2 separate regions of the Homo sapiens genome follow, and region 1 is linked to region 2. The links are chromatin contacts, found by Hi-C or POLR2A ChIA-PET in ENCODE. All regions are on one chromosome and are shown on one strand. The core of a region is the stretch at or near the end of the contact, and the rest is flanking DNA. Distances in the headings are between cores, read along the strand shown. Region 1 holds the start of BCAR3 (BCAR3 adaptor protein, NSP family member). Region 2 has its middle 41 kb from the start of BCAR3.

Evidence for each region. A loop is a pair of places that touch in the nucleus more often than their neighbours do. ChIA-PET counts read pairs that join two places held with the same protein, here RNA polymerase II (POLR2A). Pooled maps may share reads with other maps.
Region 1: a loop to region 2 is called in a map of heart left ventricle, with 6 times the contacts of the local background. The contact joins the promoter of BCAR3 here to the enhancer-like site in region 2. A Hi-C loop is called at or near these places in 23 of 168 maps with a recorded cell type or tissue (B cell, CD14-positive monocyte, HCT116 and 14 more), 30 of 37 single-sample maps with no recorded cell type and 26 of 50 pooled maps. POLR2A ChIA-PET finds 5 or more read pairs at or near these places in 17 of 52 experiments (AG04449, AG04450, B cell and 13 more).

Annotation. Positions count from the first base shown.
Region 1 is chr1:93,680,219-93,683,136 of GRCh38, reverse strand. It overlaps BCAR3 (BCAR3 adaptor protein, NSP family member), which reads left to right and starts at 1,300. Exons shown (of 12, transcript NM_003567.4): 1 at 1,300-1,539. RefSeq lists a silencer at 1,278-1,557.
Region 2 is chr1:93,720,953-93,724,020 of GRCh38, reverse strand. It overlaps a transcript of BCAR3 not described here. Among named protein-coding and RNA genes, the nearest start is that of BCAR3, 41 kb to the right of the region's middle. Within about 2 kb of position 1,765, at least 8 of the 41 ENCODE cell types and tissues checked have a DNase peak (open chromatin) inside an H3K27ac peak, as active enhancers do; they include PC-3, PC-9, ascending aorta and 3 more, where a contact is called at or near this core.

The DNA.
Region 1 (2,918 bases), core at 51-2,550, 40 kb after region 2:
GATCCGTAGGTGTTCTTTATATATCTGTAAACAAACCTTTTTTGGATGTATGTGTTGCAATTATGTTTTCTCACTCTGCGGTTTGCCTTTTCACTCGTGGTGTCTTTTCATGAACAGAAGCTCTTAATTTTAATCTTGTCCAATGATGAGTTTTTTTTCTTTATATTAGTACTACATGTGTTTAAGACATCGTCTTTGTCTACCCCAAGGTAATGAAGATTTTTTTGGACATTTTCTTTGGATCGTGTTATTGGTTTACTTTTTACCTTTAAAATCCATCTGGAGGCCGGGCGCGGTGGCTCACACCTGTAATCCCAGCACTTTGGGAGGCCGAGGTGGGTGGATCACCTGAGGTCAGGAGTTCGAGACCAGCCTGACCAAAATGGTGAACCCGTCTCTACTAAAAATACAAAAATTAGCCGGGCATAGTGGCGTGCGCCTGTAATCCCAGCTACTTGGGAAGCTGAGGCAAGATAATTGCTTGAACCCGGGAGGCGGAGGTTGCAGTGAGCCAAGATCATGCCGTTGCACAACAGCTTGGGCAACAAGACCGAAACTCTGTCTCGAAAAGAAAAATTCCATCTGGAATTGACTGGGGATGGGGGGATTCAGTTGATCCAGCATCATTTACTGGAAAGAGAGAGCTAATCTGACCCCCAATACAGCACAGCAGCACCTGACATAAATCAAGTGACCACATATTGTAAATCTGTTTTTGGACTTTATTCCATTGGTCAGTTTGTCTATCCTTCTACTATTTCTATGACTTTATAATGGATCTTGATATAAGATAGTGTTAAGTCTTTTCCAGTGGGCTCCAATTTTTCACCCCACCAAATCATCTAGTGCTGAAGTGCCACCGCCAACTCGCACTTTGCTTTCAATACGTCCATACGAGTGCAATTGATTTGCCTGTTCCCGTGGATGGTTCATTTGTGGTTACCTGGGGCTTTGTCTCATCAAAGCCCTTCACATTGAAAGCCAGCCAGGTGTCTGCAGACGAGCAAAGCAGATCTGTTGGGTAATTAAATAACGCGGGGAAGGGGAAGGAGTGGATTCGACGAGGCTGTCTCTGGAGAGAGCTTCAGAAAGGAAGTGATCGAGCTATACTTGAGGACTGGCTCCTTGGGGAGATACGAAGAGAGCCAAACTCTAAAATCCGGGCAGAGGAGGGCCTGGCTAGGTCACCGAATGTAAATGTCTCGGGGGGTTCCGCAAGGCAGCGCGAATCGGCTCGCCGGGGTGGGGCCGCGGAGCCGCAAATCACCAGTTGAGGGCCGGAGTGCGCGCCGCCGGCTCAGAGCTGCGCCTGCTGCTGGCCGGGCGGGGGACGGGGCCGGGACCGGAGCCGGAGCTGCGGGGCGCACCGGCTAGACGCGCGCGGGATTCTCGGCGGGCACGCCCCGCGGACCATGAGCGTCCCCAGCTCCGGGAGCAGCCGCGGCGCGGGCGGTGCGAGGCCGGCCGCGCGGCGCCTTTGAGCCCCAGCCGGAGGTCCAGAGATCCTGAGAGCCCGAGCGCCCAGCGCCGCGCCGGGAGGTGAGTCTCCGCCGCGCGCCCAGCGTCCTCGGGGTGCTGTTCCTCCCGGGGCGCCTGGGCCTCCCCCACCCCGGTGAGGACACGCTAGGAAGTTTGTTGGACAAAGTTAGGCTCTGGGGAAAGTAGAGCCGGCGTTTGTTGGTCCCTACCCACCCCCGCCAGCGGATTTGGCGTTGGGGGCGGGGGTGACTGAAGTGGGGCTGGGGCTTGCGCTCTCCAGGCCCTCCGAGCGCGCTGGGACTCCCCGAGACGTGGCCCACGGCGGGGAGCGCTCAGCGATTGGCGGCCAGGCATCTTGCTCGGTGGCACTCGAGCGGCATCTTCCCGGGCGCTGGCCTCGCCCGACCCCCTGCCCGTCGGAGCTGCTCTGCCGGCCACCCCGCCCTGTCCCGCCCGTCCCCTCTTCGCAGAAGCCGGCCGGGGTCGGGCAGATGCGAGGGCCCAGAGCGCTCTGGTGGAAGCCCAAGGCTCCGAGGAGGCGAGTTTCTCCGGTAATCTCTTGGGAAGTTTGCAAAGAAAGCGAAGGAGCCTGCCCTGTAACTGTTGACAACATCTCCCTCCCTCTCTCCCTTTGTTGAGAAAGAATGAATAGTTGGTTGTGTTGCTCCCTCTGCGTCGCGGTGGGGAGAGGCGAGGGAAGGCAAAGGAAGGGAGGGACGGTGGGAAGGAGGTTCCGATAGATCGTACAGCCCAACTGTCCTTACCCACTTAGGCCGCTGAGGGCGCCGCCGCTTTAAAACGGTGTAATCAGGTGTAGACACTCGTCGAGGAGGAGGTTGAGCGGACTCCGAAGCATCTGGCAAGGCGGCGTGTTCCGTGGGGCGGCGGGTCGGGTCATGGTTGGGGTTAACTCGCTTGAAGCAAGGTGCAAAGGAGAAAAACCATTTTCCTAACCTCATATCTGTTTTCGCTTAAAGCTGTTAGCTGAGATGGAAAGTAGAGCCGTGCATTCAGATTGTTTTAAACCTTGACTTTATCTCCCAAGGCTACACAGACCTCCCCAAGGAAAGTACGCTGGCCGAGGGAAGGTCATTTTGGGAGCTGATAGCCTCCCTTGTGTTGCCTGGGACTGAGTTGAGATCCTGGAGGCTGGGAGAGGCCTCAGTGCTGGGGGTGGGGCCCAGCTCAACACAGGTCCAAGTGGGAAGGGGCTACCCGGGTAACAATGGGAAGCCCACAGGCAAAGCGCTTGTCTGCGGGCGTGCCAGGGGGTATTGAGGATAACGTAAAGACCTTGCCAAGCCAGGGGATCCCACACCACTCCAACTCCAACTTTCTCTAAAGTGCTGCTGAGAAGGCTGGCATTTCCAGGATGACTAACCAAGGTCTAAATCTCCTGTTCATATAGGCAGAACTGCTTGTCAAATGGATGCTAATCT
Region 2 (3,068 bases), core at 516-3,015:
TTCTTCCAGGTCTGCAGAGACAAAGGCACTGCTATGAGGTCCCCAGAGGGAGGTGGCCAAGTGGCTTCTCTTTCATAATGGAATTCGACATCTCCTTGTAATTAGAGACCACACAGGATGGGAAAATAAGAGCAGGGTAGCCCTTCTAGCATGAAAACCCATCCGCCTTTACCAAGAGAACTGCCGAGAGGCCCTGCATTCCAGTCCCAGCTGTATAAAACTCCTGGCCTCCTTCAGTGGTTATCACAGCCTCTTTTTCCTTTGCCTGCCTCCTAGATCAAATTCAAGGTCCTGTCTCTGAGACAAGGTTCATGTCTCAGGATCATTCAGTCCTCAAGAACAACCTCCCAAGTCTTGTTGTTCCTGAGGCTCCTGTGGCAGAGAAAGACATTTAATAAAGGCATTGAGGGGGTGGAAATCAAACAAACTAAAACCAAGTGGAAAGTCAGAATCCATCCTTAAAGAAATGTGCTCTTCCCAGGAGACTCTCCCAGGGAGCTGGTGGAAAAGACTGGGCCTGAGGACCCTGGAGCGAGGAGTCAATGGAGGATGCTGAAGGTTGAGAGGGGCACAGTGCGCAGCTACAGTCATCAGCAAAAGCAGCTTCCATCGTGGTGTGGAGGGAGCAGCCAGACCATTCCAGCACATCGCTCCTTTGAATGCTGGGTGTCCACGCCCAGATGGCCTTTCCCTAAAGGAATGCAAGCCTGTCACCATGCAGGGTATCTGTTTGCCTCCATGCCAACAGGGCAGCTCGGCCAGAGGACACTGGAGTGTGTGTTTCTATTTCAAATCTCCCTGCAAACCACTTTCCTTGCTAAGATGTGTACCCCTGCTAGGAGCATCAGGTTTCCAGAAGGACCTTATTCCTGGGGCCAAGTCAGTGTTTCAGGGAAAATTGTTTTTTTCCAGCTACACCTCTGGGACTGCCTCTGGAGCTGGGGTCTATTGGTTCCTTTCTTTCTTCCAGGCATTTTGAGGTCTTGCCTGAGAGCTTAGAGGTCTGCCCAAGCCTCTAATCACGGCTGCTTCTTTGTTCTTCAGGCGGTGACCTTTACTGACATCATCTCAACCCCCATCTATTTGAATCTCCCATTCTTTTTTCCTCTTTCTGGGTTAGAGTGAAGGATTTTACTCTCAGGGGCCTAATCCTGTCGCTCTTGTGTGTGACTAATTCCCTCCCCTCCCCCTTGGCTCCTGCAAAGAGGAAGGGGCCTGTTCGCCTGACTAGAGGGTCTGCGGCCCTTGTCAGCAATCAAAGCACAAACATATTCCTCCGGGTGATTTCCTGCCCTGAGAGCCCAGCCCGGAACACAAGCCTCCTCTGTTCCCTCACAGCCCACCAGTCCCTGGGACTGGGACTTAGGCAAGAGGATTTATGATATAGAAAGTAATAAGTCACCCTTCCAACCTGGCAACGTCTCGTGTGAAAGCAAGTTGTATTGTTGTTCAGACAATGGCTCCCAGGAGGAGAAATAGCGTCCCTCAGAGCCCCACAGTCCTCTAGTGGCTGCCTGCGGCTTAGAGTGTGCAGAGGTGACCCAGCGCAGGATGGAGGCCTTAGTATCCCCAGGGCACCCCATGGACCGTGGCGGGTCAGCTGTGGCTATCTGATTTCTGAAGTTAAAAAGCACATAATTATGGTATTGTTTGACTGCCAAGAATTCTGGGTTAATCTCAGTTTTATTTTGACTGCTACCTAAAATAGTAGCCTGTCCCCAAGGACGCAGTAAAGGCCAAGAAGCCAAAAACAGAAAGGCAGGCCTGAGCTCTAGGAGGCCCTCACTCGGGAGTTCTGGAGAGGCTTATGAGTGCATGGGATCCGGTACCGGGAGCCAGGTCACCCCCAGGCCCTCCCTTCCATAGGCCTGTCCTTAGCCACCGGCCATGGCCGCCCCTCCCCCATGGGACCTGGCCGAGACTGTGGAGAGCTGCAGGATGGCCAGTCCCCACACACCCATTGTCTCCCTATGCACTCAGGACAGTCCCTGAGACAGTGTGGAGGTCTGCTTCTGTGATTTGGGGAGACAATAATAATAATAATAGTTGTCATTACTGAGCACTTGTGATGCACCAGCCACTGATCTAAGTGCTCCTGCATATGGTAACTCCTTTAGTCCTCATAGCCAGTAGGCACTCTGGCAATCTCCTAACCTGGCCAGAGCCATATGGCTAGTAGGTGGTGGAAACAGAATTCGGACCTGAGGAACCCTTGCTCCAGAGGCCACCTCCCCTACTTTGTCACATGGCCTCTCAGGAGGTGAGCAGTGGCAGAACTTAAAGGCTCAGAAAGAACAGCTCCCATTGGAATCGGTGAGAGGCATCAGTTCCTAAGTGGAGGCCACGAGAATGGGCTTGGTGAGGGGTCGTTCTCCTTCTTGGAGCACAGATAGAAGATGTGCCTCAAGCATTCTCCACCATACTTAGGTCAGCAAACATTTACCAAGGGTTCCAGTCTGTTCTAGAGGTCTCCTGGCCACTGGGGCCTGTATCTCTAGGAAAAGTTCCGTCGCATTCCCAGGAGAATAACAATACAAAGTCATGTGTGCTTAGAGAGGAATGCTTCCTGCATGCAGTCAGGGAGGGCTTCCCAGGGGAGGGGACATTTGAGTTAGATCCTAAGGGATGCCAGGATTCTTCTGGGTTGACAAAGTAGAGGTGAACTCTCTGGGCAGAGGGGACAACCTGGGCAAACCACTGCTGTATTCCTCCAGGCTCAAGATGTTGTTCTTGAGGATTCTGTTCCCAAGGATTCTGAGCCACTGGGCCCTGGGCTCCAGTCTGCAGGGCATGGCAGGAACTGAGTAACTGTCCCCTCCCAGCTACTACTAATCCCTGCCATGCTGACTTCAGAGGAACCTTTCCTACCCTTCCTTCCTGCCCCACCTAGATGCCACCCTTCCAGTCTGAGGCATCCCTGAACTTCTAAAGTGCCCAGAGCTGCCAATCTAGCCGCTACCAGTGGCCACTATTCCAGCGGTGCTCCCAGGGTCAGCCTCGCCTCAGCCAGAAGCACCTGCGGAGCTGGCTCAGGCTAGCCCTGCTGCCCGACACCCTGATGCACTCCC